2 separate regions of the Homo sapiens genome follow, and region 1 is linked to region 2. A link is an interaction called in ENCODE POLR2A ChIA-PET data of the cell type or tissue named here. Cell type or tissue: MCF 10A. All regions are shown on one strand. Links, peaks and the distances in the headings refer to the core of each region. The heading gives the core; the rest is flanking DNA. Region 1 overlaps BBIP1 (BBSome interacting protein 1). Region 2 overlaps RBM20 (RNA binding motif protein 20).

Region 1 (13,769 bases), core at 426-2,925, 130 kb after region 2:
TTCTTACTGTTGCTTCAGGTTTCTCTTTCTCCACTTTCAGACCTTATTTAACATAGTAAATTCCATTATTTCTTTCACTGAAGTTTCATATTGAGTAGGGCATGGTAGCTCTTACCTGTTATCCCAGCACTTTGGGATGCCAAAGGGGTTGGATTGTTTGTTTGAGCCCAGGGGTTTGAGACCAGCCTAGGCAACACATTGAGATCCCTTCTCTACAAAAATAAGAACAAATTAGCCAGGCATGGTAGCACATGCCTGTAGTACTAGCAAATCAGTAGGCTAGGGCAGGAGCCCAGTAGTTCAAGGCTGCGGTGAGCTACGGTTGTGCCAGCTGTACCCAAGCCTGGGTGGCAGAGTGACAACCTGTCTCTTAAAAAAAATTCATATTGTAATTAGGAATTTTAGGAATTAGCTAATTAATAGGCAATTTTAGGTATAAGAAACAATGTTTCATTTGTTATCCTTTTACTGGATGTCATGAAAAAGCATATAGTAAAAGACAGTAAATGAGATAATACGGAACACAATAGCTGCAGATGTTTAGCTATTAAGCCTGCTATGTGACACTGCCTATGACTTCTTTAGTCCTGTAATAATCAATGACCTCAATATTTGTGATGTACATACCTTGCTTTGGAAGAACTTCCCGGAACATTGACTTCACTTCTGCCATATCTGAGTTGTTGGATATAGTGTTTTTTCCTTCAATGAGAAATCAGTATTATTCAAGAATACATTCCCAAAGCAGACTGCCTGAGACATTTCCATTGTAGTTTAAGAAGTAAAATCCAAATTCCTATAGAAAGTGAACTACCCTAACCTTGTATAATATTGCCATTAATTTCCTGTGACCTTGGGATAGTTTGTATAAGCATTTAGATCTTGTCAACTTCCATTAGTCAGTTGTGGTGTTAACTACAAGGCTAGGTGTTGTAATTTTTTTTCTCTCATAGTGAAAACTTGGTAGAGCTTCAGTTTTTAAGGCAAAGATGATTAATATCATCTGAGGAAAAGGTATTTGTGTGTAGCCAGCGTGGTTCGTTGATAGCATCTCCCCTGAATGGTGGGTGACAAAAAACATGACCACCATTTGATGGGGGTGGTGAGGCAGGTAGTTAGGAAAAGTAGGAACTGGCAGGCTAACATTTCCTAAGATTCCTACTTGTCTCAACGGCCAACAGCTGGTTTCTACTTTGTGTCTAACAAAAAGAATCCTATGGATGACTGACTACACAGCTGCAATTGGTAACGAAGTAATACAATAGGTGAAATTGGCTCTTGCAGAACAGAAATAGAGTTTCAGTTTACTATTTTCCTCTAATACCGAGATTCTATATGCGAAAGGACCAACAATATTTAACTATTTGTTATGAACATCCCAGCATATATGCCATTTTTGCCAGTGACATTTGCTCCAAGTATTACAGTCAAGATTCTGCTATGCTGTGTGTTCAAGGTGTTCTGGACTAAGCTGTAGAATGATCCCTTTCCAAACACAGATGCTTTTCTAGACGGTCCCACCCACTCAGTGATTCACCTTGCTGATGCAACCTTACCATGCATCTTTCACAACATCACCCCCACAGATTTATTATTTATAAAGTGGTGAATCTGGCTTGGTGCCTGCCTTTACCAACCACTGCAAATTAATTATAATCAAGTGAAGCTTCTTCTGGTTTTTGTTATTCCCGCTCCACTACTTTGACATTCCTAATAAAAGCTTCCTACTCTGTATTCAAGTCTCTTCCTCTCTCTTGCTCAGATTCTTACTCTGGAACGTCTAAGTTCCTGAAAACCTCTATCTGCTTTCCAGAACTTTGTCATCAAACTTCACCCCTATACTGCTCTAGCAGGGAGAGATGATGAAATAAGTAATGGACCAGGAATAAAGCAACTCATCACTAAATGGAATGTGAAATAAATACAATACACAATTTCCTTAGACTGCACAGCTTCTCCTACCATATTCTTTTCTTTTTAGGCCTGCCAGTGGTACCTAGTGATCACTGCCTTTTTTTTTTTTTCCAGGTTAGGATGAAGGTTACTAGCATTGCAGACCCCCTGATTAGCCTTGAATTGAACTATCAAAACCACCACCTAGCCTCTCCATTAAATACATCACAGTGAAAATATTCATTATGATCACATTTCTTTATTTGAAGCAAACCTGACATGATACGCCACTGAAAGGGAGGACATTATAGATGTTGATAAATGTGAAGGAAATACATAGGAGCTAAGGATTTTTATATGTATCACCAAAATGCTAAAGTGGTAGATAAACAACTCTTAGCTGTTATATAGTGTAAGCAACTCCAGCTACTCTGAACTGTCACTATCCTTTGTTTTCTCTTAGTCTGATAACTCTTTCACATCCAAAATCTGGCCTGACAAAAACAATGAAACTTGGTGCTCTACCAAACCTCAGTTCTCTGTTTGACTAAGCTGCCATTGTTACTGTAAAGGGTGTGGAGCCAAAGGGATGGTAGGGAGTGGGCTGCACCTAGTGTGGGGGAGATTAGTGCCAGTCACTTGCCTGGATAGAATGTCTGTTTTAATAGGGTTGGTTCTTGTTTCTAGGCCCCCTTAGGCATTGGCAAGAAAGAAACAGGAAGGGAAGGGCTAAAATAAGCAAGGTTGGATGGCCAGCACTGGCTGGGCTACACTTTGTTGATAATCAGCTGCCCTGGGAGTCCAGAGTAGGAAGGAGTACAGTCATGTGTTTCTTAATGATGGGATATGTTCTGAGAAATGCATCATTAGGTGGTTCTGTCATGGTGCAAACATCCTAAGAGTGTACTAACACAAACCTAGATGGTATAGCCTCTTACACAAACCTAGATGGTATAGCCTAATATAAACCTAGGCTATATGGTAGAGTGTACTGGGCCTAGGCTATAAACTTGTACATGTTACTGTACTGAATACAGTAGACAACTGTAACACAATGGTATTTGTGTATCTTAACATAGACAAAGTAAAGTGTTCTGCCACAATATCATGAGCATTACAACGGGGTATGACATCATTAAGCAATAGGAATTTTTCAGCTTCATTATAATCTTATAGAACCACTGTTGTATATGCAGCCTACTGCTGATCACGTTGGTATACAGACAGTATTTCCTTCTCCCACACGGCCTGCTAATAGCCAGACATGGGTGATTTGCTTAGAGTAATGCACTGTAAGCAGTTGTGGCTACTTTTAAGAGAACTTTCTTGTCAGGTGAGATGTATTTAAACCAGGGACAGATGGGCCAAGGGAGAAACATAACAGCTATGGCTGAAATTCATGTGTATTCTACAATTGCCATGGCCATTTAATTCAATAAATATGTGAGTTTTTTTATCATCTGCCAAGCATTGTTCATAATTAACAGGACAAAAACCCAAACTTTTGCCTTTTTGGAGCCTACAGTCTAGAATAAGGAGAGAAACAACAGCATGCCAGAAGGTGGTAAGAACTATAGAAAATAACGTAAAGGGGATTAAGGAATGCTGAGGGGGGTGGTATTTCAGTTTTAAGAAGAAAATCATGATGACCTCATTAAGAAGGTGACATTTAAGCAAAGACTGCTTTTGTGTGTATGAGTGCATGTGTAATGTCTTTTTAAACTGCAAAAAAGTTAAAAGTCTGATAGTATCCACAGGTAGGGACGGTATAGGGAAATTAGCACTGTTGTTAAGCTTTTTTAGAGGAATATTTTGCAGTACTGTATCTACTAAAACTAAATATGCACAATTTTGACTCATAGTAATTGGTTCTAAAGAACACAAATGTGTAAAAATAAGAGTGTTCATTAAAGCATTGTGTTGAATAGCAAAATGTTCAGCAATAGATGAAGCTGACTAAATGTTCACCAGCAGATCAAAGGTTAAATAAATCATGGAACATCCATAGAACGGAATACTATGCCAAATTAAAAAATGATGCAGATTGTCAAGGCATACCTTAAGAGAAAACATTAAATTACAGAAAATGAAATTATTCTTACATTAATAGAACCAAACTTATAATGCTCACAGAATACAGTGTCAATTCATCATTTTTTGAAGGCCTTGGTTTAGGTAAATGGAGAAGAATCTGCTGTTTCCTTTTCTTACACAGATTCTAAAGTTTGTAATTTCTCCCAGAGATAATAGTTTTGATGAACAGTGCATTCCAAAATCATGACAAGGTACGCAAACCTGTTGTAGCTATTTGAGCTGGATGTCTAAAATTAATGCTGAAAAACTTGAAGGAAAACCAAATCTTTGTCATGAAATATTTTACTCTGTTTTAGGAGTGAGAGTTAAAACGCAGGTCTAGGATGGATTATTGCCTTCAAATCAATCACATACATTTGGCAAGTTAAAAATCCCTGGTGTGGGGGCTGGGCGCGGTGGCTCACACCTGTAATCCCAGCACTTTGGGAGGCCAGGCGGACGGATCACAAAGTCAGGAGATCGAGATCATCCTGGCTAACATGGTGAAACCCCGTCTGTATTAAAAATACAAAAAATTAGCAGGGCGTAGTGGTGGGCGCCTGTAGTCCCAGCTACTCCGGAGGCTGAGGCAGGAGAATGGCGTGAACCTGGGAGGCGGAGCTTGCAGTGAGCCGAGATCGTGCCACTGCACTCCAGCCTGGGCGACAGACCGAGACTCCGTCCTCCCCCCACCCCTCCAAAAAAAAAAATCCCTGGTGTGATTTAGTTGGATAACCAAATTAAATAATGGGTGTGAGACCAGACTAGATCACTGAAGTGTCCTTCTGAACTTGGAGAATGTATTATTAGTGGTCCTCAAATTTTCTACTTGCATACTCCCAAAGAGATTTTGGAAAACTAGGTATCACTTCATACACTGATGTTTAAATTTCTTATCATAAATTTAAATTATAAAGGATATAATTTCCAGCATATTTAAAAATAACTGTTACCTCAGTCTTTTAAAAACATATCCAATATAATCTAAACATAACAGCAATTTGATAGCTACCATCATCCATTAATAAAAAGAAGATCATTTTTAAGTTAGAAGTTTTATATCATCTTTTTTTCTTCCTGGACCTCTATTTCCAACCCACTTTATTCTAGTGTAACGTATTTTCATGCCTTTTTTTTTTTTTTTGAGACGGAGTCTTGCTCTGTCGCCCAGGCTGGAGAGCAGTGGCGCGATCTTGGCTCACTGCAAGCTCCGCCTCCCGGGTTCATGCCATTCTCCTGCCTCAGCCTCCCGAGTAGCTGGGACTACAGGCGCCCGCCACCAAGCCCGGCTAATTTGTTTTGTGTATTTCTAGTAGGGATGGGGTTTCACTGTGTTAGCCAGGATGGTCTTGATCTCCTGACCTCGTGATCCGCCCACCTCGGCCTCCCAAAGTGCTGGGATTACAGAGGTGAGCCACCGTGCCTGGCCTCATGCCTGGTATTTTAATGATCATCCTATCATACTTCTTTGCTACAAAAATGTTTATAAATTTAAACTTTAAAATATTTTGGATTCAGTTATTACAACTGGCACAAAATTGGTCAAAATGAATTACACATTGATAAAGCAATTGTTGAACATAAAAGTTATTGGCCATATATCTGTTAATAAGAAGACAGCTTTATTTTCTCAATTAGTTCACGTATATACATGGCTGAAATTTACTTATTGCTACAATTCTATTCTTCTTCCTTTTTTTTGAGATGGAGTCTTGCTCTGTTGCCCAGGCTGGGGTGCAGTGGCACGATCTCGGCTCACTGCAACCTCCGCCACCTGGATTCAAGCAATTCTCCTGCCTGAGACTCCCGAGTAGCTGGGATTACAGGCGCATGCCACCATGCCCGGCTAATTTTTGTATTTTCAGTAGAGACAGGGTTTCACCATGTTGGCCAGGCTGGTCTCGAACTTCTGACCTCAAGTGATCCGCCCCCGTTGGCCTCCCAAAGTGCTGGGATTACAGGCGTGAGCCACTGTGCCCAGCCCTATTCTTCATTTTTGTAGATGTAAACACTGAGATGAAAATGGGAAAATTTTTTTCAATCTTTGAACTTACGTTATATGCTAACAATCACGTAGTGACCTATCATCAAGAAATAATTTTAAATGACCAGCAGACTACTCAATTAGGTATTCCTTCAGTATTGTTGAAAGCTGAGAACAGTCTCTTGACTTGCAGAAGCACTACTTACTTAATAATTAGCGAAGCCCTTAGTCTTTCTTGAGTTACCAGTGTTTCCTTGTCTCTGTGTGTAGCTCCTAAGAGATGTTTATTTTCTGGAGCATTTTTGTCATAGTAAGATTCTACCAGGCTAGAGAGATGCCTTTCCTTCATACATCCTTAGAAAAATAATTGGGGGACTGGTGCGGTGGCTCGCATCTGGAATCCCAGCACTTTGGAAGGCCAAAGTGGGAGGATCGCTTGAGCCCAGTTCAAGACCAGCCTAGACAACAAAGCAAGACCTCATCTCTACAAAAAATTAACAAAAATTATTCGGGCATGATGGAGTGTGCCTGTTAGTCTCAGCTACTCGGGAGGCTGAGGTGAGGGTACTGCTTGAGCCTGAGTTTTAGGTTGCAGTGAGATATGATCACGCCACTGCATTCTAGCTTAGGTGACAGAGTAAGAGCTTGTCTCAAGAAAAAAAAAAAAAAAGAAAAGAAAAGAAAGAAAAATGGTGAAAGAGGAGACAGGAAATGAGATGAAGCATGATGGTTTATCCACAGGTCCATTTTCTCAGGGAATGCATTATCAGCAGACACTACATATAAAAGTTTAGGATCTGAAAAGTGATTGTTCTTAACCTCGCTTGCTTGTATACCCCTCCGATTGTCTTCAGGCATCTTGAAGGATATGCAAATCCTGGTATAAAGGATGGTGATTGATACAATAACCACGTTGTTCTTTGAGATGTTAATGGACTTTCTGATAAGATTCCATAGTTATTAAATTTGAGAAGCCCTGGGAAGGAAAAAAGTTAAATTTTCTTTTTAATAGCAGGACTGTTTAGAAACTTTAATATGCTAAAGTATGTGATACATTTCAAACAGGGGAGTTGAGTATATATTGTTTCCTAAAGTTATGTGATTCTGGAATTCTTTAAAAGTGCAATCATGGGACCAGTATTGCCTAGAACACACTTTGTATTCCTAGGGCAATGTCACTTTCAATATGGCATATGTAGTAAGATGCTATATCTTAAGCATATTTAAGGAAAATACCAGTATTTACAAATAACTAATTTTGAAATTAGTAAAAGCTGTATTTCTTCTGAATGTAACACTTATTAAAATTAAGTGAAGAATGACTTTTTTCTCTGTTAAGTGAAAAGTTTAGACCATCCTGGACAAAGCTGTATTTTTATAAAGGAATTATTTAAATATGAAAAGATAAAATCTTGCAAAAGACTTGTAGACTTGGCAAAAATGACATCTTTTTCTCCTATCACAAGGATATCCTGATGTGGGGGTTTCTAGTGACGCAAGTACAATATTTTGTGCCAAAATGTTAACTAATGATTACTTATGGGCCTTATTTCTACTTTCTATTACATGAACATCCATTACTAAGAAAGGGTTAAGAACAAAACTGAAGTATTCAAATAGCAAGTCATCTTATATTGAAATTTTAATTCAGCATCAAACTTACTAAGGCATAGTCTCTAGGCTTGAGGATCCTGAAGGATGGGGGTGGAGGGAGAAGAAACAGGCACATAAGCGAAGAAGCATAATGCAATATAAGTTCTATACTTAGAAGTATTTGTAAAAATGCCATGGGAACACAGAATAGGGAGCAATTGTGTCAGGTACAGATGATGGGGGAGGAACTTTAGGTGCAGGTAACAACAGTTTGTGCAGAGGCATGAAGATAGGCAACACAAAGCACATGGTGCATTATGGGGGAGGCAAGGAATGCTTAAAAAAAAAAAAAAAGAGTTACGAGCAATCTGTCTGGAAACAAACCCTAACCAAACTGCAATCAAATTGATTTTGAAGGAAATAAGGAGAACCACTGAAATATTTTAAGAATGAGAATGACCTGAACAGATCTAAAATGTATTCAGGAGGACAATTACAGGGCTATTTCAAATAGTTTAGGTGCAGGTGAAAAATGGGTGCTTCAACTGAGCACCTAGCTACACTGTGAAATCATAAAGCTAGGGAAAGACAAGATTTAAGTAAAAGCTGTGATGGGGTGGTGATTAACTCAGGCCAGCAAAACAATGATACCCTCAACAGATTTTCCATTAATCAGGCAAGCATCTTCACAGAAACAACTTCAAACTGTAAAGACTAAGATTTATATAATTTTGTTATGAAAAAGTTGGCCTTTTTTTTTTTTGAGACGGAGTCTTGCTCTGGCACCAGGCTGGAGTGCAGTGGCGCGATCTCGGCTCACTGCAACCCCCACCTCCTGGGTTCAAGCGATTCCCCAGCCTCAGCCTCCTGAGTTGGGATTACAGGCATGTGCCACCACACCCAGCTAATTTTTTGTATTTTTAGTAGAGATGGGGTTTCATCATGTTGGCCAGGATGGTCTCGATCTCCTGACCTCGTGATCCACCCGCCTTGGCCTCCCAAAGTGCTGGGATTACAGGCATGAGCCACCGTGCCCGGCCAGAAAAGGTTGGCTCTTATGTCATCTTTTGAACTTAAATGTTGTGGACTTGCAGGAGACCTACAAGTGAAAGTCTTAGAAAAAGACAGAATCCTTCGCTAAGATCTTCCCTGCACACCTATTACATATTTGGGAAAAGAGCCTAGCTCCTAGTTCTCTGTTCAAGAAAGTATAAATCTTTACAGTGGACAGAAATTGTGAGTTAATAGGCCAAATTAATGCTGTACCTTGTATTCTATTTGGAAATAAGCACTGGACAGTAAAGACTAGAGTGATAAACATGAGAATGATGTTGTTTTAGGTGACAACAAAAGCATTACTCTTTCAGAGTAGAAAACTAACAAATGTAACATAAAAATAATTTGGAATGATAAAGTACCTATACGAACAGATTTTTTCTTTCAACAAACATACTAAATGTCTATAATGTACCAGCCGTAGCTAAGTGAGAGAGACAGAGTAGGTAAAAACCAGTTTCTTTCTTTGGTGGAGGTGAGGTAGGGAATGAGACACATGTAAATAATTATAATTGAATACAATGTACTTTAATAAAAGCATGCCTACTGTGCCTTAAGAAATGAAAACCATGAAAAACTTGGCTAAGGATAGGGGACAACGGGTGGTCTCTGAAGAAGAATTATTAAACATGACATTGGAGCTAGTCCCAGAAAGCTGAATGGGGGTTTACTAGGCAGAGAAGGAGATGTATAGCAAGGGGCAGATGTTCTAGACAAAGCGAAAAATACGTTCAAATGAAGAAGCATTAAAAAAAAGTGTTCTGTCGGAGGACATGGCTAGAGTGCAGTGTGTGTACAGTGTGCATACAGTGTGCACCAGGTATTGTGGTGGGACTGACCAGCTGGAGGCCAGTTCACACTCAGTCTGCAACGCTGAATTTGGACTTCATATCCTATAGTCAGGAGGGAGCTAACTGGATGGTTCTAAGCAGTTACATGACATGATTCATGTTTTGGAAACACATTCTAGACAAAATAAAGGAAAAATGAGAAGAGACACTAGAGGAAAGGAGATTAGTAAGGAAGCTATAATTGTTTAGGTAAGATGATGAAAGTATGAATTAAAGCAGTGATAACAGACACTAAGAGGAGAAGATATGAGGTAATTAAGGGTACAAGAAGTTGAGATTCAAACATCCTCCACCTTCCCACCCCCCACTGCCAGTGGGTGATAAGGAAATGATCACAGACGACTGAAGTGAGCTAACATGATTGTGGATATACCCATATTAATTCATACCGGAAACACAGATGAGAAGGTTGAGAAGGAATAGTAAAGACCATGAGTTCGGTTTAGATTCACAGAGTGTGGAAGTCCAAGAGGAAGGTAAAAAGGACTGAAGGCCCAGAGTCAACTGTACAGTAGTACAAGCTACGGAGGTGGATATAATCACTCAAGAAAGATATGGCAAAATGGTAAGTGGTGGGGTGATGGTAAAAAGAGACAAGGGTCTAGTGTGGTGGTTGAAAGAAGCAGCTGAAGTCAGATTAGTCACTTAAATTACTTGATTTTCTGAGCCTTCGTTTCAACTGCAAGATAAAGCTTACAATGGCATCAACTTGAGATGGCTGGTGCATTAAAGATATAATTCATATAAAGCCATTAGACCAAACCCTGCATGAGAGCTCAATGAATGTCAGCAATTCTTACCATAGTGTACCATTATAATGTTGGCATAAAATTAGATTTTCAGAAAAAATAAGCTTATTAACATGTATTAGTTATAGAGGCTTATTACTAAAAATGCATGATGAAAAACCTATGGGCAAGCAAAAATATTTTAGAATTCTCCACCTCTTCTCTCAATACCCATACTCTTAAGAGTTATATTAAAGGCAGACTTGTTTAAATGTCAGGACATTTACCTTAGCTTCTTTCCTTTAGTTAGCCTAGTGGCTCTTAAATTTTAGTTTGCTTAAGAATAACAATAGCAACACAGTGTTTAGTACGAAGTCATGCATGTATTTCAACTAAGTAGATATTTTAAGGAATTTTCTGCAGTAATTTTGAAAAAACTTTTATCACCATAACTGGTGATTTTGGAATTGAATTACCCATGTGCCCATCCACCTCCCACTGCATCTCCCAGTTGCAGCGGGAGGTGAACGGGCACATGGGTAAAATTATATATTGGGTACACATATATATATGATGAAATTTAACAGACTAAAACAAGGTTTAAGAAGAGTTATCTTGTCCAACATCATATAGTCGATAAGAAACAGGATTTGAACTCGGGTCTGCCTTACTCAAAGGCAAGGTCTCTTTTCAGTTTTCTCTATGCTACATCTGTAGGATAGGGAGATCCCAAGCAGGTTTAGTACGGTGCTTCACTGAAGGAATATCAACATTTAAGAAGATGGTGGAGAGATAATCGTAGACTATGGTGTGCAGAAGCCAACAAAGGCTGAAGTAACATACAATCTTCAATTTCTACTGAAATGGGAAATTTTGAAGACACTAATAACCCTTACAAAGGAGGGTGAAAATAAAATATGAGGCAAACAGTAAATCTCAGGAATGAGGTAGACGAAAAAATAAGCGCAGCATATTGACTAAAGCACATTTCTTCCTCTATAGTTTGGGAACTGTGTCACAGTCGGACCAATATATGGCTCTAACCAACATGTAGCTTTTCTTTTCTTTTCTTTTTTTTTTTTTTTGGTCTTCTTAATTTGAGGATTTAGCATTCCAGTTGTCATGTTTGATGCCATTCTGAAATAAATCTCTTAGGAAGAAAAACTGCTTTTTGACTCTAGATTTTGTTTATAGCATTAAATATTATTTAAACACTATGTCACTGAAACTTTCAAATCCTAAGCTTAATTAGAAATATACAACACTTTAAAAGCTTACAAATTTTGCATTTTTAAATTATTTTCATCATATCACAAATTATATGACAGCTTATATCACAACTCATGAGAAGATACTGATCTTGGGTTAAACAGCTGAAGAGGGCAATTAGCTTTAGACTGCACCTATTTTCATCTAGCCATCTGGAAAATGTAAGCTGTGGTCACACAGTGGACAGACAGAGAAGGAGACTAAATTACTAAAATTCAAACTGCATTCCTGATTACTCATAACGTATACATATGGATCAGAAACATCAAAATGAAAACATATTGTGGATGCCAAAGTCAAGTCTTGGTTTCTAAAAATGTTCAGGATGGGATTCGGATGTTTTTAAAACTGTCCTCCCCACACTAAGTCTCCTTAATCTAGTATTTGATCTTTGCTGGGAGCCCCAAGGAGCCGTTCCATGGGTCTATGTGTTTATCTTCCATAATATGTGCCTACTACTCCTAACCTGTCACTACATCTTCAATGTAATTCCTTTTTCCCTCTATTAATGTATCTAAACTTATCAGCTTATGCTAATTGTACAGACCCCAGTTTTAAAGTTAGAAATAGAATCCTTGAGCATATCCTAGGATTCCGTGTGTTTTAAATAAACTATGACAGTAAAATCCAATGTGTGACCTAAATAAAACAGAAGCTTATACTAGAGTCTGTCATTTCTTTCTAATCAATCTATTTCACCTTTATGTTTTAAATGAAGTACAGGGTTGCTCTCTGGTGCTAACTAGTTGTACTCTATTTCACATTTATACTTTAAATGGGGTACATGGTTGTACTCTGGCCATGCCGCTAACTAGCTGTGTGACCTTGAATACATTTCTTAGCCAACCAGAGGTTTGGTTTTCTCATACAAAACATGTTTATTATCTGTCCTGGGTTGTAAGGGTCAAGTGATAAGTGGATGTAAAAGTCCTTAGAAATACAGTATGACATTTATTATTCCAGGACTAATTTTCATATTGCTATAATAAAGGACTTGTTCTAGATTACCATAAGGTATCTTCTGTCTCTAAAAATCTTTGAATCTTCATAAATATCATGGTACCTATAAGACAGCATGATCTATTTAAAGGTGCTTTTCTTTAAAAACCTGTTTCACTTACTTACTTTTGAAGCAGCACGTGCTGCCAAATTGTGTTCTTAAATGTTTTAAAAAGTATGATAATAAAGCAAACCTATTTCATAATAGAACTCAAAGCTGAGAAAATGTGAACAAACTTTTAAAAGGGCAGCAAAGGTTAAAACCTTTAAAATTGTAATCAAGGCAACAGAAGCTTGTTGTCTAAATTTTAATCTACCTTGAATTTTTGATGGAGATGACAGGTGACTTGTTGCCTAACCTAGAGAAGTAAATGCAGTTGACATATGGCAAAAAGAAAACATTTCTGAAGCATTTTGAGATTCTCAACAAAAGCACCACTTATGTTTTCATGTTAAGAAACATACATGTCATAAACTGGTAACCCTTGAAGCTATCCACTTAAATATTTTGTTGGTTTATAGGTTTTTAAAAAGTATTTGAGCCAATGTTTAAAAATCAGGAAATTTCACAAAAAATCCAAATTTTAGCTCCACTTGACAAATCTGGCAACGTCAAGCCCACATTTCAACATGGCAAAATTTGGCTAGGGCTGGGAAGTGATGCTTCACTTAGGTAAGCACATGCTCTGGAATTCTCCAGTCCTTCCTACCACCTATTGTTTCCTCTTACCTTACTTGCCCATCCATTGTAGGCATCTGACTTTGCAACTACAGTAAAACATATGCCAAGCTGTCTAATTTTATCATTAATGGGCATTGAGATGCAAAAATACAATCTCTGGGAACTGAAGGAGTAGTCAGGAGCAATCATGGCCATGGACTGTAAAGGATACTTTATGTAAAGAGTATTTTTCTTCTATGAATATTTATTAAGTTGGGTCCCTTAAAGTAAATTCAACCTGCCTAGTGTGGGGGTTCTGAGAGGGGGTGGTGAGAATGGTAGAATAACAAAATTTTTATCTTTTGTCTTATCCAAGACTTGTGGTTAACTGACAGATGAATTTTCAAAAACATACTAGATTTCTGAATGTAAATATGAGAAAAAGGTGAAAAGGGGAGCCCAGAAAGAATGCATTTTTCAGCAAACATAAAGTAGTAATACTCACTCTTACTCAACTGCCCACATGCTAGCAGAATGCTTAATTTGGATTGATAATGTTTATCTGGAGATGCCAAGTAACATATGACATCATATGTCATATGTCGGAGACTACAGCAGATTCTATTCTGCTTTGCTATCTGGCATCTGCTGGTAGAAAAATG
Region 2 (16,112 bases), core at 6,506-9,005:
ACTCTTAACGAGCATGCTGCCTTCAAGCATCTGTTTAACAAAGCACATCTTGCACTGCCCTTAATCCATTTAACCCTGAGTGGACACAGCACATGTTTCAGAGGGCACAGGGTTGGGGGTAAGGTCACAGATCAACAGGATCACAAGGCAGAAGAATTTTTCTTAGTACAGAACAAAATGAAAAGTCTCCCATGTCTACCTCTTTCTACACAGACACGGCAACCATCCGATTTCTCAATCTTTTCCCCGCCTTTCCCCTCTTTCTATTCCACAAAACCGCCATTGTCATCATGGCCCGTTCTCAATGAGCTGTTGGGTACACCTCCCAGACGGGGTGGTGGCCGGGCAGAGGGGCTCCTCACTTCCCAGTAGGGGCGGCCGGGCAGAGGCGCCCCTCACCTCCCGGACGGGGCGGCTGGCCGGGCGGGGGGTGACCCCCCCACCTCCCTCCCGGACGGGGCGGCTGGCCGGGCAGAGGGGCTCCTCACTTCCCAGTAGGGGCGGCCGGGCAGAGGCGCCCCTCACCTCCCGGACGGGGCGGCTGGCCGGGCGGGGGGTGACCCCCCCACCTCCCTCCCGGACGGGGCGGCTGACCCCCCCCACCTCCCTCCCGGATGGGGTGGCTGGCCGGGCGGGGGGCTGACCCCCCCCACCTCCCTCCCAGACGGGGCGGCTGGCCGGGCGGGGGGGCTGACCCCCCCACCTCCCTCCCGGACGGGGTGGCTGGCCGGGCAGAGGGGCTCCTCACTTCCCAGTAGGGGCGGCCGGGCAGAGGTGCCCCTCACCTCCCGGACGGGGCGGCTAGCCGGGTGGGGGGCTGACCCCCCCACCTCCCTCCCGGACAGGGCGGCTGGCCTGGCGGGGGCTGACCCCCACCTCCCTCCCGGACGGGGTGGCTGCCGGGCAGAGACGCTCCTCACTTCCCAGACGGGGTGGCTGCCGGGCGGAGGGGCTCCTCACTTCTCAGACGGGGCGGCTGCGGGGCGGAGGGGCTCCTCACTTCTCAGACGGGGCGGCTGCCGGGCGGAGGGGCTCCTCACTTCTCAGACGGGGCGGTTGCCAGACGGAGGGTCTCCTCGCTTCTCAGACGGGGCGGACGGGCAGAGACGCTCCTCACCTCCCAGACGGGGTCACGGCCGGGTAGAGGCGCTCCTCACATCCCAGACGGGGTGGCGGGGCAAAGGCGCTCCCCACATCTCAGACGATGGGCGGCCGGGCAGAGACGCTCCTCACTTCCTAGATGGGATGGCAGCCGAGAAGAGGCGCTCCTCACTTCCTAGATGGGATGGCGGCGGGGCAGAGACGCTCCTCACTTTCCAGACTGGGCAGCCAGGCAGAGGGGCTCCTCACGTCCCAGACGATGGGTGGAGGTTGTAGCCAGCCGAGATCACGCCACTGCGCTCCAGCCTGGGCACCATTGAGCACTGAGTGAACCAGACTCCGTCTGCAATCCCTGCACCTCGGTAGGCCGAGGCTGGCGGATCACTCGCGGTTAGGAGCTGGAGACCAGCCCGGCCAACACAGCGAAACCCCGTCTCCACCAAAAAAATACGAAAACCAGTCAGGCGTGGCGGCGCGCGCCTGCAATCGCAGGCACTCGGCAGGCTGAGGCAGGAGAATCAGGCAGGGAGGTTGCAGTGAGCCGAGATGGCAGCAGTACAGTCCAGCTTCAGCTCGGCATCAGAGGTAGACCGTGGAAAGAGGGGAGAGGGAGAGGGAGGGAAAGGGAGAGGGAGAGGGAGAGGGAGAACTTTCTTATGGCCACAGCTTTGTAAGATAGAGGCAAAAGCCAAAAGTAATGCACATATAATATTCTCTGCCTTGGGCGACATCTGTGTTGTGTTGGCTGTAGTCAGAAAGATATGTGTCTTAAGGCACCAGAAACTTCCACCCATTTTGGGAAAGGGATATTTTTCTCAATAAATAGTTATATGGCTTATTTATAAAGCCCCAATCTTAATGTTCTCATTTAATCTAAGGAGTGTAAAGGAATTAAACTGTGCACATTCCCAAAACACACACGGAAACATATACCATGTCCTTCACAAGGAAACAGGGTATTCTGGTAAGATCTACATTCCCACATGCTTAAGACAGTCATAATTTCAAGTCAGTTGAACCAGTATTTGTTCAGTGCCTCTAATTTGCCCAGTGTTGAGCCACATAGGCACTTGGGAGTTTGAAAGATTCTAGGATGTGGATGATGTCCTCAAGGTGCTTATAATTAGAAGGCAAAACTCCTCCCCTAGCAAACCTCACCTGGCATTCTGCAGCAGAAACTGTATGTGTTCTCTGGGGGAAATCTTGTTGCAAAAAATATTTATCGATTTGCATGAAAAGGTGCCAATAGAGCTAAGAAATATTTTTAGCTGTATTGTGTTTGACCCTTTGTGGACTTGTGACCCTTTGTGGACTTGTAGAAATTTCAGTGTTTATTCTTCAGGGTCATTTAAGACAAATGGTCATGCTGTTTGGAGTGACAAAAATGGCTTGTGGGACCCAAAGTAATAAAGAACAGATTGATTCTATTCTTTTATAGATTGGTAATTCTTAGACTTTGCTGCACAATTGTTCTCCTGGGGAGCTATTAATATTACAAATTCCAGTGCCTGGGTTGAGTCAATCTCTGGAGGTGGGACTCAAGCCCCAGTTCTTTTTAAAACTTCCCAAGTAATTCCTAAGTGCCACCAAGTTTGAGATCTAGTGATACAGATGACTTTATCAACAACCTTTTTTTTGTTGTTGTTTATTTGTTTGTTTTAGCCTAAGCCTTCTAGGGTGAGTTTTGGAATGGGCTTTTTATAATGATGGGGGTGGGTGTTGACTAAAGAACTTTCAGCTTTCTGGAAGCTCACCCTCTGTTCTCTGTACTAGTGAACTCAGTGTAGATGGAGGTATGCTTTCTCCCTTTCCAACAAACCTGGTAATATGATGCCAAGCCAGTCACTCAACCATCTATGTTACCTAAGGTTCCCTGAACCTTGAGTGTTTTTATTACAGCAGCCCAAATGTTCTGAAAATCTTGATTATGTCTCTTAAGGGAAGGTAGTTTTATAATTAATTACATGTGTCCCTTGAAATTATTTTTACATTGTCTGAAACCCCCATGGAAGAGGAAGCCCATTCTTGGTGTACTTGCAGCTAGTAGAAGTAGCTCATTAAAATACAGGGGTTACTCAATTCCTGATAACTCACTATAGATTTTTTTTTTTTCAGACAGGGTCTTGCTCACTCACCCAGGCTGGAGTGCAGTGTTGGTATCATAGCTCACTGTAACCTCAAAACCCAGGGCTCAAGTGATCGTCCCACCTGAGCCTCCCAAGTAGCTGAGATTACAGTTGTGCGCCACCATGCCTGGCCAATCTAAAAAATTTTTTTAGAGACAGAATCTCTCTATGTTGCCCAGGCTGTTCTCGAATTCCTGGCCTCAAGTGATCCTTCTGCTGTGGCCTCCCAAAGTGTTAGGATTACAGGTGTGAGGCCACTACCCCCAGCCACCTCACTATACATTCTTAGGGTTGGAAAGTATTTTCAAAATACTCTAGTACAGCGGTTCTCAAGGTGCAGCATCAGCCTCACCTGGACTTGTTAGAAATGTACATGTTCACGCTCCACCCCCAGATCTTCCGAGTCAGACACAGAGATGAGGGTGTAGGTGGTGGTGAGGGGTGGGCCCAGCATCTGTGTTTTAGGAAGTTCTCCTCTCCGGGTGCCCACCAAAATTTGAATTACTGCTGTTATTTCACCTTGTCAGAAACTGAGGTACCCCAGTCCTCAGATCTGTCTCTGCACCATGGCCAGATCATCCTAACTTTTCTGTGTCATGAATAACTGCCTTAAGAAAACACCCACCATCCTAAAATCATAAGGCATAAAGAAACCTTAAATGTTGTCTCATCTGACCCTCCCATTTCACAGATGAGAAAACTAAGGTCGATAGGGTGACATGAAGTCAATAAGATGTAGAGTTATTGGTGACAGAGCTTTTGGTCTACTTAAAACCGACACAGTCTTCCTCCCCCACTGGCCCACATTGCCTCTCCAGTTTTATGTGGACTTCTAGTATTTGGCTGAAATCACGTCAGTTAAAATGTCTAGGTTAATTGTCAGGCAACTCTAGAAAAAGACCAACAGAATTTTAATTCTTTAAAATTAATCCAAAATTCTTTCATTTCAAATTGGCTTGAATTTTATAACTGTCTTTGTACATTTAATAGAAAAAAATATCGGTGATGTAAACTGCTGAAAAGAAAATTCACAGAACATGGGGACCAGTCCTGGAACATAGGTTTCATCCCAACATCGTGTAGATTAGGCACTTAACAGCGCCTCAGAGGCACACACTGAAATTGCATTTTCTTCCGATTTGGTTAAAAGGAAAAACGTGACAAGAAGTCTGTTTGTTGAATACTTTACAATTTTATACTTGATGTGGTTAGTGATATTTACATAATTTTGTCCGTGTTCAAAGACTGAATCTAATCCACATTCTCTGTAGAGCTTCATCTTTCAAAGCATTGTAGCAATACACAGGGAACATTAAGCCAAGAAAACGAAGGGAGAACACACAGCTATTATCTACATACACATATACATGGAGCAGGCATGTCCATGGATAAATTTTTTTTTGGTTTTTTTTGTGGGTTTTTTTGAGACAGAGTCTGGCTCTGTTGCCCAGGCTGGAGTGCAGTGGTGTGATCTCAGCGATTCTCCTGCCTCAGCCTCCCGAGTAGGTGGGACTACAGGCGCGCACCACTATGCCTGGCTAATTTTTGTATTTTTTTTAGTAGAGACCAGGTTTCGCCATGTTGGTCAGGCTGGTCTAGAACTCCTGACCTTAAGTGATCCGCCTGCCTCACCCTCCGAAAGTGCTGGGATTACAGGCGTTAAGCCACCATGCCTAGCCCATTGAATAGAAGTGTTTATTGGTTCCACACACCTACCATGTGCTAGGTATTGTGATGTGGTGTGGGACACATATAGTTCCTATCTTCGAATGATCATGGGACAGTGGGAAAGTCAGACAAGTGCTTCAGTAGACAATTATGAGAGCAGGTGGTGGAGTTAGAAGAGAGTACAGTTGAGGCTGATGGAGCAGAAGGGCATTCTGAAGATCATGAAAGGGACATCAGTGCACACTGGATGGGAGCAGAAACCAGAGAAGGCTGCCTGGAGGAGGTGTCCTGTGAGCTACATTTCAAAGTATGGTAGATATCTAGGTGAAGGGGAGTAGGGAGGAGGTTGTGTAGGGAGAGGGGCCAGTATATGCCAAGGCATCAATGCTTGTGTGTACATTTTCTATCACTGGGCCAGGATTGATCTATAAATCCCTATGTATTTCTTTGTGTGTATAAACATTAGCAATTTGGTTTCTTAGAGAAACCAAATGCTTTGCATAGCAGTTTTAAAATATACATTTCGAAAAGCTCATTTTTCCATTACAAAAGACTCAGATGTTCCCAAGAAAAGTTTCTCAGTTGAGAGGTCACCAGATCTTATGTTACCGAGAAAATGGAAAGATTTCCCCTAACCCCAGAAGTCAAACCAGCTTCCTCAATTTGAGACTGCACAAAACCAATTAATTTTTGCCCATTGTGGATTTTCTTAATAATTGCATCTCCGACAAACCAACTCCTGTCCTAAATGGATTTGAGCCACATTTCACTCTGAAAGCTGTGGGTCCATCTGGGAAATGTCTTTGTAGATGAGAGAATTTTATAATAAAGTATTTTTGGTATTTCATTTACTAAATCTTCAGGGATATAGGTAAGAGAGCCTCCGTGCTGAACTGACTGCCTAACAGAACAAGGTTAGAGAGAATGAAATTATTTCATGCTGTCTGGCCTGCAACACATGCCTCTGAACGAAGCCATATACAGTCGCGGGTCGCATAATGATGTTCTGGTCAATAACAGATGGCATATACAATGGTGGTCCCATAAGATTATAATACTGCATTTTTACTGTACTTGTCTAGGTTTAAACATATTTAGATATGCACAAATACTCACCATTGTGTTCCAGTTGCCTCCAGCATTCAGTACAGGAACATGCTGTGCAAGTTTGTAGCCTAGGAGCAATAGGGTATATCATATAGCCTAGGTGTGTATGTACACTCTATGATGTTCGCATGACAAAATTGCCTAACAACACATTTCTCAAGACATGTCTCTATTGTTAAGCAGCACATGACTGTATATATAACAATGGTTTCTTTAAAAGCACTCCCAGGAGTGGCCAGGTGCAGAAATAGCTGAATTTGTGAGCAATGATAATGATAGTTAATATAATTATCATATTTTCCAGAGCACCTGCACATCACGTTTGATCTTTACAGTGAGTGGAACAGACATTACGATCTCCATTTGACAGATGAGGAAATTAAACCTTAGAGTTATCAGATTTCAAAGGTGAAGGGACCTTAGAGATCCTTTCATCCAGCTTTCTCATTTTACAAAAAAAAGAACTCCCTGAGATCCAGGGAAACTAACTGACCTAGGATCCCACAGGGAGTGAATAAGGGCTGTTGGGCCAGGCCCAGGTCTTCTGATTTCTAGCTTCCTGATTTTGCACTCCATTGCGCTATTCTCAGTCTTCAGTGTGTTAGAGGAAACTTGGTAGGTTATGCATTTGTTCTTAAGGAGAAATTTTGTTGATATCAGTCCTAGGCACTATTTTATAAATGCACACATGTGGAAAAATCCCTTATTTTCCTGCTTTTTTTCTATATATAGATACAGGCAGATACACAGACAGATAGACACACCACATGTGGATGTCACTGGGGAGATGAAGGTGGGATTGAACTTAGCAGAGTCTCAAAGGGGGCTTCAGCTTTATCTGTCAAATATTCTTTTATTAAAAAATTTTGAAGCAAAATGACCATTACAGTAGCATTTATTCATTTTGGATAATGGGCACTGAATTCATAAGTGTTTGTTTTCCTCTTCATATTTCTGTATTTTAAAATTTTCAAAAAAAACCAAATATGGATATTAAAAATAAATTCTCACCTATAATACCATACCCTCATTTTATAAAAATAAAGAATATTTTCAAAGAAATAAAAATGGTTCAGAAGGATGGAAAGAAAACTATACTATGGGACTCGTTAGTTAAGTTGACATTAATCCTCTGCTTTAAGTCTTTCCTGTGATGACACTAGCAGAATGTGTATCATTTTCTCTGCATTTGCTGCAGGATCAGTTCTCTTTGGCAGGTTTTGAGCCGTTCTAATAAGTCCAGCATGAAAGGCAGGCCTCTCGTGTCAGTTCTAAACCCACCAGCTGCCCCATTGTGACTGCATAGTCCCCTGGTTCTGAGACTGTGCTCTGCCTGATAAGCGACGTACGGAGCACAGTGGACTGAAAGCCCGGGGATCTGATACCAAACATGTTAGTTAAACTCATGTTTAACTAACCCAAACTCATGTTTAACTGGCCCAAAGGAAGTAGGCCCAGAAATGTGGTTTTTGGAGCTCCCTTTAATGAACGTGTAAACAGAGGATAGAATATTGGCCTTACAGTTTAAAAACCCTCCTTCAAGTCCCAGTCAAGTCCCTTATTCACTGGATGACCTCACACGGTTCATCTGATCTTTCTTGGTCTCAGTCTTCTTACTATAGACTGGAAATGGTCATATTTGACTTAGCTGTCCATATGGCTGTTCTGGAGATGAGACAGCTAATGAAGTGAGAACACTCATTAACACACCAACTGAAAAACACAAAACAAAAGAGAGATGATAGGATTATATTGCTGTTATGAATCATTCCAAGAGGTGTCATGGTGATATGAATCATCATATGGTAATGTCATGGCTAAGGCCCAAACACAGAATAGCAGCATTGACCCAGTAGTCTCGAAATTAGTCACAGAGGCCAAGCTAGTGAAGACCCAGCAGCCCTATTGTTATCAAGAAAGAGCACTATCCAAAAGGTGTGTGGCCTCATCTTCTCCTTGCAAAGAGAGAATTCATCTGGTATATGTTGATAGGCGTGTATCCGACCACAGCTACCTCCATCAGCCCTGAGGACAGAGGCAGCCTGCATTCCAGTCCCAGCTCTTCTCTGTCTCGGTGTGTGACTTAGGCGGTTTCACAGAGGACGCCAACTTCATTGGCTTTTGCGGTTTTTTGTTTGTTTGTTTTTTGTTGTTTTCTTTTTGTTTGTTTTGTTTTGTTTTTGTCTGTAGAATGAGTGAGTTAAACTAAATTGTCTGTAAGGCCTCAGCTCACTCTTAAAGTGTGATCACTAGCTAGAGTTTGAACTTTAGCCCCAATATGACTGTTGTGTTGTCATTGTCACCTTTGTAACCTGACATTCAGGAATGTCCCTCTCTAGTTCATATTCTGACCTAGCTTCTGAAAGCATTATAGCAGAGTTGAGAATTTTTGATCTAGGAAAGATAAATATTAAAAAGAAATTCCCACCAAAATACCATAAATAAGGAATGTTTTAAAGAAAAATGGTTCAGAAGGAAGGAAAACTATAATGTAGTTCTTGTTAGTTAAGTTGACATTAATCCTCTCTTTGCTTTAAGTCTCTCCTGTGTTGACACTAGCAGAATGTGTCATAAAGACATGGAAAGATCATAAATTCTCAACTCTGCTCTAAAGATCTGACCTTCAGCGTTGCATTTATTTGGCCACACCTTTATAGTGTGGTCATACCTAGAAAATATTTTCTTGCCTGGTCATCAGCCCTCTCACCTCGATTACTTTCTATATTTTAGCACAAAAGAAGAAATGGCGCATTCACCACTCAGCCAGTTGCACTGGAAGTGAATTTAAATTCCTGAACTGGTTATCTTGGAAGATATTGTGCTTATTGCAGATGTGGCCGGTGCATGAGTTTAGGCACTACCATGCTCTGGGCTGTGGTTCTTGGCTCCTGCTTCTGGATGGCTGGACATTACCAGGAGAGAGCCTGCTGATACATCTACGCACATTCACTCTACTGCACTTCAGCTGTGTCCTTGTTATTCCACAGCCCTTTAAGTCCTGGTTCACCAACCAGATGTTAAGACTCTCTTGGATCCCTCAAATCCCATCCCCATGCCTGCTGCCTCCTCTCTCAGCAGTTGCCCACTCCTTATCTTCTAATCCTCTTTTCTCCCTATGATGATGATAGTGACCCTGTAGCTCCAACTACTGGGTCCTCACAGTCAGTCCACTCCTGCAGAGGAAACTGGAGGGTGACCAGGAACCTTCAAGTCAATGTGGGCCACAGACAGGAACCGTCTTTAAAAGATGGTTAAATGCCCGTGGTTTACGTAGGTTGGCTTTCTTTAAGCAAATAAAGGAAATGCATTGCTTCATGTCCAGCAAAGTACAGGGTGGATTCAGGAGAAGCTGGCTCAAGGCATTCCTAGGAAGTCATCAAGGAGCTGCCTGTACCTCTGTCTTCAGGCCAGCATCTTCTGAGTTGGCTTTATTCTCAAGCAGGCTGTCATTAAGTGATGGCTTAACAACAATTTAGCAACCATGGCATGACAGAGAATCATGCCTGATAGCTCTAACAAAGTATCCGAGAGTGTTCCCCCATGAGCCAATCACTGTTGCCAGAGGGATGTGGTTCTTGGACTGGCCAGGTCTGAGACACGTTGCTTGGGCCCCTATTTGTGCAGAATTGGCCCCTGACTACATTCCCAGAGGGTCTTTGGATGTTTGGTCAGATGGTCTGTACTCTGGGGGGATCAATTCATACCAGCAAGGTCCAGTCAGCCCCTACACCTACCACCGCCTCTCTAGTGGAAGCCACTTTTGCATCTAATTGTCTTGGGAATTGTGTTGGTTTTCTATTGCTGCTGTAACAAATTGCCACAAATTTAATGGCTTATAATAACATACATGTATTATCTTACAGTTCTGGAGGCCATAAGTCCAAAACCAGCCTCACTGGACTACGGTCAAGGTGTTAGTTCCTTCTGGAGGCTCTAAGGGACAATCTGTTTCCTGGTCTTTTCTAGTTTCTAAGAGGCTTCCTGCATTTCTTTGGCTCATGGCCCCTTCCTCCATCTTCAAAGCCAGCAGCAAAGCATCTTCTCTCCTCTCTGACTTCTGTTTCCATCCTTATATCTTCTCGCTGACTCTGATCCTCCTGCTTCCGTCTTAGAAGGACTCTTGTGATTACATTGGGCATACCAAATTAAATTCAGAAATTCAGATAATCAAGATCTTTAATTCAATCATGTCTGCAAAGTCCCCTTTACCATGTAAGATAACATATTCACAGCCTCTGTGGGTTAGAATGTGAACATTTTTATTATTCAGCCTACTGCAGGGATTATCCACTCAATTTAAAAACCTGAACTTAGACAGAGAAAGAGTGTACTGAAGCTCCTGCATTGGAGTGGGAAATTGTAGATAGTGACCTAGGAAGGTGACTTTGTACCTGCTTGTAGGTTTAGTTTTATTTGCTTCTTGGGTGTATTTAGATTGTCCTTTTTGAGCTGTTTGTGGGTTTTTCTCCACAGAATTGGGTACTCATAAAAGAGGTGTCCATATTGCCTCAAAGCCACCAGATTCTGATGAGCCATACCCCTTATCTTCCTTCTTCATTTTGTTCACGGCAATTACTTTGTGCCCATAAAGTGGGAGGCAGTGTGCTGAGGAAATACAAGATTCTCCAAGACACACTCCTTTCTCTTGTGGAACTTATGTCTGGTGGAGTAGAAAGGCACGCACGCAATTATTTTTAACCCAAGGCACAGGATGTGCTGAGTGATATAAAAGTGACAAACTAAGGAGTGGGAAGACAGCAGGAGACATCAGTTCCAGCTTCCAGGGGTGTCAGATCATGCACCCCAATTTTTGGTTCAGAAATATGATCACTACTATATGCACCTCAATTTCAGGTTATTAACTATTGCAGGCTAAGAATTTTAGGGCTTTAAAAATAGTATGATGTGTTTTTTCTTCTTTGTCTAGGGTGTTTGGATGAAAGCAGGTGCTCAGCTCTGATGATTCATGTGAAATCACTTCTACTCAAGGTTGACTAAAGTTGGGAATGATGAAAATTTCCTAGTCAAAGCAAAAATTAAGAAGAAAACCTGGTTAGTTTTCTTATTTTTTGAGGAATCTGAATGGGTTAACGTCTGTAACCTGGGCCATACTCTGAAAAGGACAGGTTTCCCATGGCTGACCTGCAAATACCCAGCATGGCTGGCTTTCCTAGTTGGAAAGCCCTTCCTCACGTGTCCTTTCAGTGGCAAAGGGGAATCTCTACTAAGAGCTCCCTCCTGCCCAGAATGCAATTTTAGAAAATAGAGCTGACTTCTCTGGGAAAAACAAAACCAACCTTGTCTTACTCTGGTCATGGAAACCAACTTGGCACCTCATTATCGCCTTGTTAGCAAGAACAGGCTGTATGATGGACAAACCTGGGAGGAAGAGTTGGCCCTGTGTGGCCACGGTTTTGAGTTAAGCTTAATTGCTTTTCTAAAGCTCAGCTACTTAATACTACACAAGTCAAAATCTATCATCAGACTCTTGACCATCCATTCTCCTCTTCCTTCCGTATTCTTGCCTACATAGACATTGGTCGCTCCCCATTCTGCTGCTGTTGAATTTGTGCTGGGTCACCCAGGGACCCCCAAGGCTTGTTTGCAACCAGCCCGGCTCCCCAAAGGAGAACAGGGCTGTAACTACCTTTAACTTTCAGTGCCCTCTTCCCCCATATTTTAAAATGCAGCCAGCCTGTTCTGCCCTTGGAGCATAGCAGGGCTGCTGGCTGGGGAAGGTGGTGTCTTTTTAACAACTTATAGGCAATTTTTGATTTTTCATGCAAATGGGAAAGAATAACAAAGGCATTTTATCTGGCTCTCAAATGTGCTTTGTACTTACATTTAAATGTGGGTGTGCCTGATGTTCTGGGAACTCCCTTCCAACAAGACAGTGTGGCAACCCATGTCACTTGCTATGTCTCCCTTTTCCTCCTCAGCTGAGCTAGCTCCCAGCCTCTCTCGTTTTTGTTCCATTATCATTGGATTTTTACTGTACAGAACCTGTGACAGTGGAGACTAAGGTGTCCCAGTTGTGCAGTGTCTACCCTGTACTGCCTAAGCATGCTTATTGTACAGCATGCATTGTTTATGGCAACTCCAATTTCCAGTTTTCCAGTCCCCTTCTTCCCATTCAAATGTCCCAGAATTCCAGTTCATCAACATCCTGAACATATTTCCTGATGACACCCACTTTTCAGAGGGGAATTTAAAACCTGGAAAATGTGGTCTTAACCAAAGATTCCCTCCCTGCCTGTGGTAACCACATATCCCAGATGTTCTGGGAAAGTCTTTCCAGTTTCCAGACCATGCACACTGATTTTTGGTCCAGAAACCACTATAACCAACCAATATAGGTCACATGAAAGACACATGTCAGACGGACACCCTTTCTGCAGTAAGATTCGGTGAGAGTCTGCTATTGTCCCCTACCTCAAATTCAGATTTTTTTACTTGTAATTTTTTGGTTATTCCTTATACTAGTTAGGTTTGAGAGCTCAGTTGAAGGGAACTGTGATATTGTGAGATTTGGTCTTCCTCAGGTTTCCTAGCATAAAACTCCAAAAGTCTTTGGAATCGGATAAATATCTTTTTGTATGCTAATAAGCTGACAAATGTCTGGCAGCCCCTTAGGTATCTTTAGGATGGGGTCTGGTTACTGGAAAGACCACAGCAGGATGGAAGGGTTGGGACTTTCAGCCTCACCCCTAACCTCAGGGAAGGAGAATGGGGCTGAAAGTAGAGTTGATCACCAATGGCCAATGATTTAATCAAACATGCCTGTGCAATGAAACCTCCGTAAAAACCCAGAAAGGACTGGGACATGTGGAGGTTCCTGGAGAGGGGGGTGCCCGAGAGGATGTGGGAGCTCTGTACCCCTTCCCAAACACTTTGCCCCATGCACCTCTTCCATCTGGTGTTCATTGGCATCCTTTGTCATATATCCTTTCTAATAAACCAGTAAAACTAAGCATCTCCCTCAGTTCTGGGAGCCTCTCTAGCAAATTAGTCTAATTCTGATTTACAGCCAGTTGGTCAGAAGCATGAGTAAAACAACCTGGGGCTTGTGATTGACATCCAAAGTGGGGGGACAGTCTTGTGGGGCTGAGCCATCAACCTGTGGGATCTGACGCTTTCCCCAGGTAGTGTCAGAACTGAATTGGCAGACACCCAGCTGGTGTCCACTGCAGAACTGGTTGCTTGCTTGGTGTGTGGAGAAAACCTCCCACACATCTAGTGTCAGAAGTGGTTCGTGTTGTGAGAGTATAGGAGACGCTGAATTTGTTTGTGCCTATATTCAGACAGGAAGACAATTCATGTTACTTTTGGATGTGAAATGAGGACAAGGATGAAAATGTGTTTGGCACAAATGTAAACACGATTCACTCTGTAGGCAATTGTTAAGCCTGCCTTTTTCACTTAACATTAGAGCATATAGATTTTCTCATGTCATTAAAGTGGTTTTGTTTTTGTTTTTTTGTAACAGAGACTTTGGCAAATTCAAGATAATGTTTACCATTGGCAATCACGGGGAAGGGTGAGGTGGGGGGAGCACGTAACCAAGGGAGATTTATCGTATTGGAATGCTCTCTGTCTTAAGCTTGGTGCTGTGTACTCTTTTTTGAATGTCCTAAATGTTACATAATAAAGTAGAAATTTGAACACCAATAGTAATGGTTACTTAATATTTTATTATGTTGGTGTATCATAATTTCCTCAGTTCAAATCCCATCTCGCTATTGTTGGATATTTGTAATTTTCAACTTTGGACTCTTAAATAGTATAGTATTAAGCATCTTTGGGTATCAAATTTTGTCTGCATTTGAGCTCATTTTCTCAGTTTTGATTTATATAATTGAATTCCAGGGTCAAAGAATATGGCTATAATAAATGCATTTTGTTAGACTATCTTTTAACAAAGCTGTATGCGTTGATTATCATTGACATTGTGCCTATTCTACTCTCTCTCCAACACGGAGTGCCATTTTAAAAAATTGCTATTTTGCTAGGCAAATATTTGTTTTGAATGGTTTTAGTTTATGTTTCTACTTACTAGTGAGATTGAACGTTCTGTCATATAATTTTTCCATTGGAGTTTTTTTTTTTTTTTTTAATGTGTATGTGTGAGCACAGGTTTTTGCAGATTCACTTGTATGTGGGACCAGTGTGGGAAGGTCTTGTTTATGTGGGAGGGGGGACCACAGATAACAAAGAACAGCCCCTTGCCCCCCTCATTGAAAACCAGCTGTGCATCTAGACCTCTGTCTTCCCACAGTGCCGCCAAGCTCCTGGACAAGAACCCATTCTCGGTCAGTAACCCGAACCCTCTGCTTCCTTCACCTGCCAGTCTCCAGCTGGCTCAACTGCAGGCCCAGCTCACCCTCCACCGGCTGAAGCTGGCACAGACAGCTGTCACCAACAACACTGCAGCCGCCACAGTCCTGAACCAAGTCCTCTCCAAAGTGGCCATGTCCCAGCCTCTCTTCAATCAACTGAGGCATCCGTCTGTGATCACTGGCCCCCACGGCCATGCTGGGGTTCCCCAACATGCTGCAGCCATACCCAGTACCCGGTTTCCCTCTAATGCAATTGCCTTTTCACCCCCCAGCCAGACACGAGGCCCCGGACCCTCCATGAACCTTCCCAACCAGCCACCCAGTGCCATGGTGATGCATCCTTTCACTGGGGTAATGCCTCAGACCCCTGGCCAGCCAGCAGTCATCTTGGGCATTGGCAAGACTGGGCCTGCTCCAGCTACAGCAGGATTCTATGAGTATGGCAAAGCCAGCTCTGGCCAGACATATGGCCCTGAAACAGATGGTCAGCCTGGCTTCCTGCCATCCTCGGCCTCAACCTCGGGCAGTGTGACCTATGAAGGGCACTACAGCCACACAGGGCAGGATGGTCAAGCTGCCTTTTCCAAAGATTTTTACGGACCCAACTCCCAAGGTTCACATGTGGCCAGCGGATTTCCAGCTGAGCAGGCTGGGGGCCTGAAAAGTGAGGTCGGGCCACTGCTGCAGGGCACAAACAGCCAATGGGAGAGCCCCCATGGATTCTCGGGCCAAAGCAAGCCTGATCTCACAGCAGGTCCCATGTGGCCTCCACCCCACAACCAGCCCTATGAGCTGTACGACCCCGAGGAACCAACCTCAGACAGGACACCTCCTTCCTTCGGGGGTCGGCTTAACAACAGCAAACAGGGTTTTATCGGTGCTGGGCGGAGGGCCAAGGAGGACCAGGCGTTGCTATCTGTGCGGCCCCTGCAGGCTCATGAGCTGAACGACTTTCACGGTGTGGCCCCCCTCCACTTGCCGCATATCTGTAGCATCTGTGACAAGAAGGTGTTTGATTTGAAGGTGAGTTGTCCAAGACAGGCTGGGAGCCACAGCTAGAAGCCTGGGCAGGCCTTTCCCCATGACCCAACTCACGCTGCCAATGGGCAAGGAACTGTTGCATTGGGGTAACAGAATTTTGCCATCAGTATTCTTGACTAAAATCACAGGTATTAGGACCCATAGGAATTTCAGAAATGTATCAGGACCAGTCCCTTGCTTGAAGGTGAGTCAGAAATTCTTACACACTTTTTCTAGATGAGAAAGCTGAGGCTGAGTAGGGGAGCAAAGGACCCCACCTGGGTTGCAGAGAGAAGGGGCTCAGGAGTTTCCTGCCTTCTCGTGGAGGGCTTCTCCCCCGTAGTATGCCTAGAATCTACTGCCCCTTGAGTACCCATATTGTAGTGAGTTAGAAAAGAAAAAAAGCAGAATTTTGGATCAGGGGAAACAGATTAATTCCCCCTTGGGACCTAGACAAATTATTATAGAGAGCCTCAGCTTCCCCATCAGCAAAATGGAGGTAGAGTCTCATGACACCTTCCCGGTGGTTGGGAAATGCTTTGAGTTCCTGCAAACAGAGGTATATGATAGTATAATGTCCCCCCAAAAAATGTATTGCAGATGCAGTGAAATATTTTGAAGCAATAACAATTATAACAAATACCATATATTAAACCCTTTCTGTGTGCCAGCAGTAACTCTTATGAGGTAGATATTATTATGATTTTCATTTTACAGATGAGAAAACTGAGGCCCAGAGAGATGAGATGACTTA

What was found. Peaks named below come from ENCODE experiments on the same cell type or tissue, not always from the same donor. Only the 100,000 strongest peaks of a DNase experiment are listed, where the experiment ranks them.
Region 1: POLR2A ChIA-PET joins it to region 2 with 8 read pairs; 13 of 35 experiments call an interaction of 5 or more read pairs at or near these places.

What each region holds. Positions count from the first base shown.
Region 1 is chr10:110,900,911-110,914,679 of GRCh38, forward strand. It overlaps BBIP1 (BBSome interacting protein 1), which reads right to left. Exons shown (of 4, transcript NM_001195305.3): 3 at 628-702. Among named protein-coding and RNA genes, the nearest start is that of MIR4680, 9.7 kb to the left of the region's middle. RefSeq lists an enhancer at 2,766-2,845. In MCF 10A, for the core only: no CTCF peak of the experiment used is centred there; a DNase peak (open chromatin) is centred at 1,551.
Region 2 is chr10:110,766,524-110,782,635 of GRCh38, forward strand. RBM20 (RNA binding motif protein 20) reads left to right here. Exons shown (of 14, transcript NM_001134363.3): 2 at 14,278-15,361. Among named protein-coding and RNA genes, the nearest start is that of PDCD4-AS1, 96 kb to the right of the region's middle. RefSeq lists enhancers at 7,960-9,159, 8,050-8,239. In MCF 10A, for the core only: no CTCF peak of the experiment used is centred there; a DNase peak (open chromatin) is centred at 7,828.